Linked DNA regions of Homo sapiens: region 2 is linked to region 1. A link is a contact called in ENCODE Hi-C or POLR2A ChIA-PET data. All regions are on one chromosome and are shown on one strand. The core of a region is the stretch at or near the end of the contact, and the rest is flanking DNA. Distances in the headings are between cores, read along the strand shown.

The links. A loop is a pair of places that touch in the nucleus more often than their neighbours do. ChIA-PET counts read pairs that join two places held with the same protein, here RNA polymerase II (POLR2A). Pooled maps may share reads with other maps.
Region 2: a map with no recorded cell type shows a loop between it and region 1 (4-fold over the local background). The contact joins two enhancer-like sites. A Hi-C loop is called at or near these places in 2 of 168 maps with a recorded cell type or tissue (gastrocnemius medialis and naive thymus-derived CD4-positive, alpha-beta T cell), 7 of 37 single-sample maps with no recorded cell type and 8 of 50 pooled maps. POLR2A ChIA-PET finds 5 or more read pairs at or near these places in 4 of 52 experiments (GM12878, H1, activated T-cell and 1 more).

The regions. Positions count from the first base shown.
Region 1 is chr4:123,595,034-123,601,472 of GRCh38, forward strand. No RefSeq gene overlaps it. Among named protein-coding and RNA genes, the nearest start is that of LINC01091, 52 kb to the right of the region's middle. RefSeq lists enhancers at 5,001-5,295, 5,263-5,908. Within about 2 kb of position 5,123, at least 23 of the 41 ENCODE cell types and tissues checked have a DNase peak (open chromatin) inside an H3K27ac peak, as active enhancers do.
Region 2 is chr4:123,409,478-123,415,883 of GRCh38, forward strand. No RefSeq gene overlaps it. Among named protein-coding and RNA genes, the nearest start is that of SPRY1, 16 kb to the left of the region's middle. Within about 2 kb of position 3,359, at least 2 of the 41 ENCODE cell types and tissues checked have a DNase peak (open chromatin) inside an H3K27ac peak, as active enhancers do.

The DNA of each region.
Region 1 (6,439 bases), core at 3,873-6,372:
CCTTTTCCTTCCTTCCACTTTCTCTAATTTTGTTTTTTTCCTAATGTATTGACTTGAATATTAATTTATTTTTTTCTTTCTTATCTTAATAATGTGCTCATGATTATGAGTTTAATTCAAAGTAGTTTTTTCAGCCTGGCCCATATTTTAAAATATGTAATGCATTTCATTATTATTTTGTAGATATTTTGAAACTTTAGTTTTGATATTTTCTTTGATCCAAGTATTGATTAAAAGCAAGTTTCTTAACATTTATGTGGTTGATTTTCTTCTTCATGTCCTTCTCTTCCTTCTTGACTTCTCTTCCTTCTCCTCCTCTTCTTCATCTATAGTTTATCAATGGGGTTATAGTCAATAAAGTGTTCTATGCATTTCTAGTTTGTTGTTGTTTTGTTTTGGTTTGATTTATAGTCAAAATTTTATAAAGGTACCACGAATTCTTGTAAAGTAGGTGAATTATTTTTATTAGGATAGCAATTTCTACATATCTATTATGTTAATATTAATCAATTATAGAATTGATATCAAACATTCTTATTTTTTCTCTAATTGATTTTTCCATGGACTAAAATTATGATTTAGAGTTTTCTAATCTTATGTTGTAGTCTATTTTCCCTTGCATTCCCTATAGTCTCTGCATTATGAAATTAATATAACTTTTGTGCACCAAGAAAGTTATAATCTCATTGTGGATTATATTCTATATCATAAAGTTTATTATTTGTTTTGTTTAACACTTTTGCTTGAATTTAGCCTTGTCCAATATTAATACTGTGAACTGAATTTATGATACTATTACAAATGTAATAATTATAAATTAGATGAGTAAAGAAAATGTAGCTTCTATATTTTTTACATCACAGCTAATTTTCTTCCTAAGCCTTTACCTTGTTAGAAAGAAAGAAAACTAGCAAGGCGCAGTGGCTCACGCCTGTAATCCCAGCACTTTGGGAGGCTGAGGCAGGCAGATCATGAGGTCAAGAGATCGAGACCATCCTGGCCAACATGGTGAAACCCCATCTTTACTAAAAATACAAAAATTAGCTGGGCGTGGTGGTGTGCGCCTGTAGCCCCAGCTACTTGGGAGGCTGAGGCAGGAGAATCACTTGAATCCAGGAGGTGGAGGTTGCAGTGAGCTGAGATTGCACCACTGCACTCCAGCATGAGTGACAGAGTGAGACTCTGTCAAAAAAAAAAAAAAAAAAAGAGAGAAAGAAAGGAAGAAAGAAAAAGGAAGGAAGAAAGAAAAAGAAAGACAAACTGAAGCTTGCCAAGTAATGGTATCCATATCCTTTGGATTACTTATTCTCTTTTCGAGAGAGGTTTTTTGAATTCCTTCTCCTCTCCCTGCATCTCCTCAAGATGACATTGTAGTGTATGAGGTTGGTTAAAGTAACACGGCAGGATCTGACACCATTCTCCTGTTCCTTATTGGTCTCTGTTGTGCCGTGTCTGTTGAGGTAGAACAGATCCTATCTGGGCTTTCAGGTGTTCTGGCATGGGGTTGAGAAATACTCACATTGTGTGTTCATTATTTTTTCTGATGTCAGGTCTGTATTATTCCACCAGGTGGTCTTGCTCATTGGGGTCCAGTGCTATGGCACATATGACCTTCTGGGTCCCTTGCAAACTGCACATGGGCTATGGGGACCCACTTACTAGCCCAGGTTCATGAGCGCATCTCCTCCCCTCTGTCAGTTCATATTGCCTATTTTTTTTTTTTTCTTATCATACTGATATGGCACTAAGCAGTGAGAAGGATTTTCCCTAGCGGCTTGCAGCCTTCTGCAGACTGTGTGGAGGAAGAGGGCTACTAGCCGTGATGTTTTCAGGTTTCCTCCATACTTATTGGAAAGTTTTTATAGTCCTATCCCTTTTTATGTCCATTTTAGAACTTTTATAAGTCATTTTATGCCTTAAATTAGAGCTAAATCTAAAGCACAGTACAGTCATATGCCACATAATGACATATGAGTCAACATTGAACTGCATATGTGACAGTGGTCCTATAGGATTATAATACCATATTTTGACTGTATCTTTTCTATGTTTGGATATGTTTGGGTATACAAATAATCATCTTGTGTTACAATTGCCTGCTGTCTTCAGAACAGTGACATTCCTTACAGGTTTGCAGCCCAGGACACACAAGCGATACCAGCTTAGGTGTGTAGTAGGTTATACCATCTAGGTTTGGGTAAGCACACTTCATGATGTTTATACAACAACAAAACTGCCCAACACTGCATTTCTCAGAATGCATCCTTGTCATTACGTGACGCATGACTGCATTAAAAAGGTGCAGCATCATCTGAACATCTTTTTCCTTTAGAAAGCATATTTACCTCAATTACCTATATTGTTGATCCATCAGCACATCCTGTTGATTTTATCTTCAAAACCTATCCCAACTCCATCTACTTTTTGTCTCCACCACTCCCATCCTAATATAAGCTACCTCCTCTTTTTGTTTGTTTTGTTTTGGTTGGATTACTGCAAGAGCCTCCAAGTTTATCTCCTTGATTCCGATCTACATAGCAGCCAGAGTGATTATTTGAAAATATAAATGAGATCATGTAAATTTGCAAGACTCAACAAAGGTAACTCCTTATACTTGAAATACGTTTAAATTCTCTCTCAGGTTCTAGGTGTCTATATTTTCTAGCCAATGCCTACCTCTCTGGCATCATTTCCTATCCTTCTCTGCCTTGCTGACTACACTCCAGCCAAACCACACTGACATTCTTTCTGCTGTGGAACAAGACAAGCTCCTTCCTGCCTTAAGGCTTTTGGGTAGTTTTCTCTGTCTATGGAATGCTCTTTCTCCATGACTTCTTAAGGCTGGCTTTTTCCTGGTTTTACCTTCAATCATCATATCCTTTGAGAGGCCTTCTCTGACCATCCAATCTAAAGTAGTCTTTCAGTCACACTTTATCACAGTACCCTTTCCTATATCAATCACAGCACATATTATTACCTGATTAATTTTATTGATATATTCATTAATTTGCCTCAAGCAGTGATACATAAGCTGTATGAGAGTAAGAACATGCCAGCCAGTTATCACCAATATTAATAACAGCAAAATAATACAGTATTAACTATGATTCCTCAGTCTGACTCTGTTCTAAGCCCTTTCCATGTATTAGGATCTCTAATCTTCACTGAAATCTCATGAGGTTGTTATTATCATCCTTATTTTTATAGATAAAGAACTGAGGCATAGAGAATTTCAGTGACTTAGCCATAGTCACAAAGCTATTAAATGTTAAAGTTGGGATTTGAACACAGGTGAAGTGGCTTCAGACACCACAGTGCTATGTGTTAGTTACAGAAGTTACAGATCTGAAAGAGAGGAGTAATACTCCTTTCAAATACTCAACAGTTGGGAAGACAGGCAAGTGAAAGGAAAATCACAACAAAACCTAAGTTACATATTACAGGCATCGGAGGAGGGCCACTGCTGGGTCATCTGCATTTGCTTATATAGGAGTAGAAATTGTAGAAATGTGGAAGTAGCAAATGAAACATTTTCCAGTTTAAAGTATATTGAGTAACTGAAGTCTGTAAGACTGAATTCTTTTTCTGAAATCATTTTGATATTGATTTCCCATTCATTTGCCCTGGCAAAGAGAGAGATTATTTCATGAATGAAAGGTGATGTGAGGAGACTGAAAGAAGGTGAACCCAACCATCAGGAGAAAACCATTCTTTGCCTACTTTGAATAAATCGTTTTGAAATAATGAGACATAATTAATGTCAGTGCTTTGGATTATATGAACGTTTGCAAAGATATCCAGTGCAATTCTAATGGCCAGAAATGGCAGTCTGATTACAGTTATGCCAAATAGCCATTCCATGCCTTACAGAATGTAGCAGTAAAATGAAATTAACTGTTGGCATCAAGTAGTAAGACTATGATTACAACCAATAGTGGCCAGTCTTTATTTAGTGCCATGAGCTAGTTCTGAGGGCCTTGTAGGAATTAGCTCACTTGATCCTCACAGCAAACCTGTTGAGATAGGTATTATTATGGAGCCCCATTTTACTGTGGAGGAAATTGAAGCCCAGAAAGGTTAAGCAACTGGCCTAAAATTACACAGCAATAAAGTGGCAGAGCTGGAATTTAAACCCAACCGTACGATTGTGTAAATAAAGCAAACACATAATAACCACTATTCAGTGACTATGTTTGCCTGGTGCTGTGTTAGTCACTTTCATGTAAAGGTGATGTGAGGAGACTGAAAGAAGGTGAACCTTTTCATGTATTGTCTCATTTACTCCTAAAACCCTGCTTGGTGGGTGTTAAACTCATGTTACAGATAAAGAAACCTAGACACAGATAGGATTAGGAAATTTTCCCAAGGTTATGTAAAACCAGGCCTGTCTGACTCCAAAGTCTATAGAAACTAGTAATTCATTAAACTCTTTCTAGTAGCAAGTGGGATACTGTTCTTCCTTCTCAGTAATTATGTTTACCACTTCAAGTTCTTTCCCTCTGGTACTTTTCTTTCATTCTTTGTGTTTTTATGATACACAGCTCAATAAAGCATAATATACAACCTGCTAACATTTTCAGAGCCCAGATGTGTGCTGGGCATTGTGCTAAATTGTTTTCTATTAATTACCTCATTTAATCCTTCCAGCAACCATACATCATAGGTACTATTATTAGCACCTTTTTATATATGAGGCAACTGAAGTTGAGAAAGACGTTTTTGGCAGAGGTTTGATGAAGAGTCTGGTGATGCAATTTTTCTGGAGAGAACATGCAGCATTTCAAAGCCTCATTGCCTTCCTCTGTACTGAGAATAAATGAACCCAGATTCAGAAGTTTTAACATTTTTGAACATTAAAAAATATTCAATATTATTTTAGAATGCTTTTTTTTTGGGAATCAGGGTGGCTTGGAGTTGTATTCTTTGTGGTGTATTTCTTGAAAAGATCCATTGGCTAATCTGGCTAATTCAGGACACTTCCTCTTCCTCTCCTCTTTCTGTGGCTCTCTCTTCTGTTCTCAGGGCAGCCACCATTAGCATGTGTCTACTGAAGGAACAAGTGTGGTGGGGAACAGGGTGTTGGGTCTCTGGGAAACTTATTTGCATACTTCTTGTTACAAAAGCCAACCACATCCTGGTTAAGACAATGTGCTGTCTGATAAACAGACTGCATCCCCCAGTGTCTGCCTGGAGCTCAGCCAGCGTGTGGCCCGCCTTTGTCACAAGGTGCTGTTTATTCTGCCTGGAAGTCCAAGGACAGAACAAACCAGCTAAATGAACCTTTTATTTCTCCCATTCTCTGACAGAAATTCCTTGAGTCAAAAACATGTATTAATATTAGGTTAAGGGAAAAGCATCAGAATTCTCCAAATATGCCTTCCTAATCCTGTGGAAAACATATAAAAAGCTTTGGTTTTCCTCTCTAGCTACAAATTCTTTGGGGTTTGAGAAAACTAGGAAACTTGGAAAATATAGTGCAAGGGCGATATAAAAATCGTGGTTTACCAAGACTTTTTGTTGATAAATATTTCTTTCCACATCTGTTTTCTATGTGTTTCCTTTCTCTTTTCCTCCCTCCCACCCCAGAAAACACAGACAAAAGGAAGTGGAGGCTTAAACAATTAACTGGTGACTGCAGGACCCATTGTTTAGGAATCTGGATAATTGAGTCCTAATTTCTCTGACTCCCTTCACTTTGGTAAATTATAGAAAGAAAAAGATTTTGAGACTCAGTCTCATTTTTGGCAGTTAAGGTAAGAAATCCATCTATGCTTCCGTTTTACTGTTTTTTTTTTCTTTTTCTCTCCTCTCAAAACAATTCAACATTTCCTTCTCTGCTTATTTCAAATCTAAATGTGGTACATATTTTAAGACATATTTTAACCACAAATTTTATTGGTGACTGCAATCACTGAAAGGAAGGTACTCTGTGAACACAGAAATTGTTTTAATGTTTTTAATCAATAATTCCTATAAACAAATTTTGTCTTGAGGAAATAGAATATGCAGCTATTTCCTTTCTGCATTTACAGTGACCTCTGAAATATATTACAACCACTCATCTGTATCTAATCCCACATGTGTGGTGAACACTTTAAGTAACTTATTGACTAGAATCCTTCTGGAGGTATCTGTGGAGGATGATGATAGAGATGATGTTACAGAACAGTTTGAAAAAGACGCCAATTGGCATTTTGAAGGATTACCAACATTTCTAATAAAGTCTCTGAAGAGATTTCTGGCTGCTTAAGAACAATAATATGATAGAGATTGATTATTTTGAGGTTTCGAAGTTAAATACTTGCATGTGGTGAATACTGAGGCTTATTGTGAAAATGAAAATTAGACCTATGTAGAAATCCTTGTGGAGAATGAGACGGTCAGGACTTTTATCAATGCTGCTCTTTATACAACTGCCTCTTTGGAGAAGAAGTCGGTT
Region 2 (6,406 bases), core at 2,109-4,608, 190 kb before region 1:
GTGGGAAGTAAGGATATGCAGGGTAACAGTTTCAGGCTGTTCACTCTAGACATTTTGAGATGATGGGAAAGTAACTAGAGGCAGGTAAACAGCTGAGAGTATTTTTAGAATAACAGAAACTTGAGCCTTTTTGCAGAAAGACAGCATGGGCAGTTGAAAGGGAGAAGAGGGAAGAGCGGGAGGGTCACAATCCTGGAAGAGGGAGGAGGAGATGGAAGAGAAAACACAAAGGGGAACTTTAACCTTGGCAAGACAGTTCTTCTCCCAGAGTAAAGGAAAAAATAAGAGGGAAGAAACAGATGTAATAGAATTTTAAGAGAGAGGAGGAAATTGTCAAAACACAGCCTGTTTTTGGTAAATAGAAGGATGGTCTTCTACTGATAGTTAAGACACATGACAGACCCAAATTGGTTCTTGAGGGCAGAGGTCTAGAATGGCTAGAGATGGGGACTGCTCATGGCTCAGTCAACAGACCAAAGCAGGTGAAGTGAAGAATAGTGAGAGCTCAAGCTCACATGAGACAGGGAATGTTTTAGGAGCCAATTTTCAGATTTTATCTAGATATTGTCTGCAGCTGGTTGTGGGGAGCAATTAAGGCAGAGAATAACTATTACCTGGGGCCAGTAAGAAATGGTGAATTTCACAGAGCTCAGGGATTTTAGGGCAGTAGCCTGAGTGTTTGCTAAAATGGCTAGCCAGAAAAAACTGTATCTCAACGAGGGTGAGATACAGGTTTACTGAGAGCAAGGCAATAGGAAAACTGAGGACAGCTGAGGACATAGGAGCAGTTCCAAGTCAAGACCCTAGAAGGTGGGCCTTTTTGTTTTGGGACAGGGTCTCGCTGTTTTGCCAGGGCTGGAGTGCTGTGGTGCAGTCATAGCTCACTGCAACCTCAAACTCCTGGGCTCAAATGACCCTCTCACCTCAACCTCCTGAGTAGCTGGGACAACAGGCATGCAGCACGACACCCAGCTAATTAAAAAAAACAAAAAAACAAAACTTTTTTTTTTTTTTTTTTTAGAGACAGGGCGTCATGATGTTGCCCAGGCTGGTCCCAATCCTCCTGCCTCAGCTTCCCAAAGTGCTGGGATTACAGGCATAAACCGCTACACCTGGCCAGGCAGGCCATTTTTAAATGCTGAGGAAACCTGGAGTTTCTCTGTGCTAACAGGTAGCTCAGGTGATAAGAGTTAGAGATATATGGAACTAAGGATGAAGATAAGGAGAAAATGGAGGCCAATGTGTTAGAAGAGTTGTTAATTTAGGTATTAAAATATTGGAAGTTGGCTGGGCGGTGGTCTGTAATCCCAACACTTTGGGAACATCTCTTGAGCTCAGGAGTTTGAGACCAGCCTGGGCAAATTGGAAGGCCCCTAAAAGAAATTCATCATTTCTTTCTTTTTTTTTTTTTTTGAAATGGAGCCTTGCTCCGTTGCCCATGCTGGAGTGCAGTGGTGCGATCTCAGCCCACTGCAGCCTCCAGGGTTCAAGAGATTCTCCTGCCTTAGCCTCCTGAGTAGCTGGGATTACAGGTGCCCACCACCATGCCTGGGTAACTTTTGTATTTCTGGTAGAGACAGAGTTTCACCATGTTGGCCAGGCTGGTCTTGAACTCCTGACCTCAGATGATCCACCTGCTTCAGCCTCCCAAAGTGTTGGGATTACAGGCGTGAGCCACCGCGCCTGGCCAGAAATTCATTATTTCTTATTGGCCGCAGGTAACACTTATTCTCTGCCTTAATTGCCCCCCACAATGAGCTGCAGGGAATGTCAAGATACATGTGAAAATAAATGTCTACATAAAATGTGAAAAACAGCCAGGTGCAGTGGCTCACGCCTGTAATCCCAGCACTTTGGGAGGCTGAGGTGGGTGGATCACGAGGTCAGGAGTTCAAGACCAGCCTGGCCAACATGGTGAAACCCCCGTCTCTACTAAAAATACAAAAATTAGCTGAGCATGATGGTGGGTGCCTGTAATCCCAGCTACTTGGGAGGCTGAGGCAGAGAATTGCTTGAACCTGGGAGGCAGAGGTTGCAGTGAGCCGAGATCGTGCTACTGCACTCCACCGTGGGCGACAGAGTGAGACTCTGTCTTCCAAAAAAAAAAAAAAAAATAGTGAAAAACGTTCATTGGCCAAAACATCTACAAAAAATTAGCCAGGCCTGGGGGCTTGTGCCTATAGTCCCTGCTACTCAGGAGGCTGAGGTGGGAGGATCCCTTTGAGCCCAGGAGGTTGAGGCTGTGGTGAGCCATGTTCCCACAACTGCACTCCAGCCCAAGTGACAGAGCAAGACCCTGTCTCAGAAAGAAAAAAAAAATGCTAGAATGATAGGTGGAGAAAAAAATATCTAGAAGCTGTTTATGTTTGGGAGGAATATTTTTAGGTGCTCTAACTTATTTCTAAACTAATGGATTACAAGAGCTGATAAAAATGTAGGATTTCTTAATAAGGATAATTTTAATAAGAAATGAACTAGTGGAGTAGAATTTATTGTAACGGATGTGCTCCATTTATAGCACAAACGATCTGTTAACAAAATCTGTTACTGAATAAAGAAAATATCTACATGAAATAGATTGACCTGTCAATTCAGTCAAAATAATACACACAGCCAAAAGACCTTCTGCTTTCCACATTCCCTTCTTTCAGCTTTTGTGCACTTCAGAGGCACTTGAGGAAGCAAAGAGATTCAGTCCAAGATCTTAGTCTTGCCTGCTTCACAGAGTTTGCACGTTGCAGATTTGCAGTGGAAGCTGTGAGTAAATTTGATTCCCTCACAGAAGTACATTTTATTCTTCTGGGCCACCCAGAATCTGTCTATTACTCTAAATGTAGAGAGGCCTATCTTTATAAAGAAAACTGTTGGTGTCAGAGTTATTTACAGAGCATGTGAAACTTTAACTTGTCACTTTGTGGTTTGTAAACCTGTTCTTTGAATTGCCTATAATTTCCCCTTTGTGTCTGCCTTTTTAGGTTTTACCCTTTAGTACCAGAAACAATTCAATTAGGGAAGACAAAAAAGGATGAAACCAACATTTATCGGTTTTAACATTTTGCTATCTAGTACCTGGAATCGTGATTATACAACAGAGGAAGAGCTCAGTAAATATTTGTTGTTGATCAACTTTGTAGATTTATTAAAAGCTTCAGAATAAGGAAAAATGCTGAGATTAATGTTTGCAGGGTCTTTTGATACCATTTCTAATGTCTACAATATTGGCAATTTTTGAGAGAAAATAAGAACTTGGCTTTGTCAACTATGCATTCATCAATTTAACAACTGTATCTTTGAATAGTAATTCGTAACTTTTTAGCAATGTGAATGATGCTATCACTGGCGGTAAATGGGGCCATGGAAACACTCTGGGAGGAGGCAGCCAAATCTGTCTTTGTAAATCAGAGAAGCCTTCATAAAAAAAGCCTTGAAAGATGAGTAGTAATGAGTCAAGTAGACAAGGGAGAGAAAAGCATTTTGGAAAAGTCCAAAGGCATGTTAAGTGGGAATGATCATGGCATGATGAGAACATTGCAAGTAATTTAGTATGTTTGGAGTGTAAGATGCCTGTGGGGAAAAGAGGAGCCAGTCATGGAAAGTGGAAATGTCATGTTTAAAAGTTTAGGCTCTATCCTGTGGGTGATAGTCATTGACAGATGATAATAAGGAGAATGGCATGAACAGATTAGAGTTTCAGAAGGATACTTAGGCAACACTGCATGCTGCTGATGGACTGGGGGGCAAGAGGGAGACCAGCTGGATAAATAATATAGGAGCCAAGGTGATTAATGTGACAGGGACAGTAGAGGCTGAAAGGAGGTTGTGAGCTTGATCTGATTGGTTGTAGAAGGTGGGGGAGGAGAAGTCTTGGCCATTTGGTACCGGGTTAACTCATCTCTGGTAATGGAAGGCAGAGACATTTGTGTAAATGAAATATAGAAGGAGATCAAAATTTTCCCCACTCAACATTCTACTAATTGTGCAGATTTAAGAGTCTCTCCCCGCCCCCAACCCCCCAACCCCCATCTCTCCTGGAATGGTTAATGAGTAATGAAGTGGACAGAAGGCAGGAAGCAAGAAGACAGGAAAGAAGCAAAGGCTTTGTAAATCAAACAGAAACTAAATTTTTCATTCTTTCACCTCAGCCTCCCAGAGTTCACTGTATACAGCTTCACTGTATACACTTTTCAGTGACTTATGTATCTGAACTTTGTTGTCAGAAACACCCAAGTTCCAGAACTTTAAAATTCACCAAGCTTGGTGGGGCACAGTGGCTCACACCTGTAATCCCAGCACTTTGGGAGGCCGAGGTGGGCAGATCATTTGAGGTCAGGAGTTCAGGACCAGCCTGGCCAACATGGTGAAACCCTGTCTCTACCAAAAATACAAAAATTAGCTGGGCATGGATCCCAGCTACTCAGGAGGTTGAGGTGGGAGGATCGCTTGAACCCAGGAGGTGGAGGTTGCAGTAAGCTGAGATGGCACCACTGCACTCCAGTCTGTGAGACAGAGTGAGACTCTATCTCAAAAAAATAAAATTCACCAATTCAGCCTTTTTCTCTTTAACTGCTAAAACATTTCTTCCACTACTCCCCTACTCCACCCTCCTAATCCAGTCATTACATTTTGAATCATTGAAGTATCCTGAAAAACAATGTTTGCAGGCCGGGCGCGGCAGCTCACGCCTGTAATCCCAGCACTTTGGGAGGCCGAGGTGGGCGGATCACGAGGTCAGGAAATCGAGACCATCCTGGCTAACACAGTGAAACCCCCTCCCAACTAAAAATTAAAAAATTAGCCAGGCGTGGTGGCGGGCGCCTGTAGTCCCAGCTGAGGCAGGCGAATGGCATGAACCCAGGAGGCGGAGCTTGGAGTGAGCCGAGATCTCGCCACTGCACTCCAGCCTGGGCGACAGAGCGAGATTCTGCCTCAAAAAAAAAAAAAAGAAAAGAAAAAAAATGTTTGCAACATAAAGAGTCTTGGTTTTCCTTATTCCCTGTATTTTTCTCTGCCTGCTGGTGGTGGTGATGATGATAGAGAAAGGAAGGAAGGTGATTGGGCAATATGTAATCCCTGTAATCCCAGCGCTTTGGGAGGCCGAGGCGGGCGGATCACCTGAGGTCAGGAGTTCGAGACCAGCCTGGCTAACACGGTGAAACCCCGTCTCTACTAAAAATATAAAAAATTAGCTGGGTGTAGTGGCGGGCGCCTGTAGTCCCAGCTACTCGGGAGGCTGAAGCAGGAGAATGACGTTAAGCCGGGAGGCGGAGCTTGCAGTGAGCCGAGATCATGCCACTGCACTCCAGCCTGGGCCACAGAGCGAGACTCCGTCTCAAAACAACAACAACAACAACAAAGCCAGGCGTGGTGGCTCACACCTGTAATCCCAGCTACTTGGGAGGCTGAGGCAGGAGAATCGCTTGAACCTGTGAGGTGGAGGTTGCAGTGAGTCGAGATCACGCCATTGCACTCCAGCTTGCGCAGCAAGAACAAAACTCCGTCTCAAAATAATAATAATAAAATAAAGTAAATTGAACCCGAGAAAGGTGAAATGACATGCTCAAGGATAAGCATCTAGTAGGAAATAGAACCAACTGAATGAGAAAAAGACATGAACAATACTTTTAAAGGCCTGTACTGTTTTCATTATGTGGACCTTGTTTGTACTTGAAGTTTGGGAGTTTAATTTACAATTCCTGAAGAGAATATAGCATAAAGATAGGCAGATCCAATAAAACCTGAATTCTTACAGAAGCAACACAGAAGAAGGGCAAAATAGTTTGGGTTTGGAATTGGTCATTTTTTTTCTTTATTTTGAGACAGAGTTTTGCTCTTGTTGCCCAGGCTGGAGTGCAATGGCGCGATCTCGGCTCACCGCAACCTCCACCTCCCGGGTTGAAGCGATTCTCCTTCCTCAGCCTTCCCAAGTAGCTGGGATTATAGGAATGCGCCACCAAGCCTGGCTAATTTTGTATTTTTAGTAGAGATGGGGTTTCTCCGTGTGGGTCAGGCTGGTCTCAAACTCCTGACCTCACGTGATCCGCCCACTTCGGCCTCCCAAAGTGCTGGGATTACAGGTGTGAGCACCGCGCCCGGCTATTTTTTTTTTTCTTTTAATTTGAAATACTTGTAAATAATAGTATTGGAATTTAAATTTTTTTCTATTTTATAGGTGGTATATACGAGGCACATGTAGAGACTTGGGAAAAAAAATTTTTTAAGGTGATCTTTATAAAATAGCAAAACTTGAATTTGAGGAACCTGGCATTGCTTGATTTCCAAAGTTTGGTAAAAAAAAAAAGTCAAGTGTGAGAGTCCAAAATTACTTCACACTCTATGTAAATAATGGGATATGGTACCCTGTGGTCCCTTAATTTCTTAAATAAAAATTTTAATGAGGGAGAAAGGA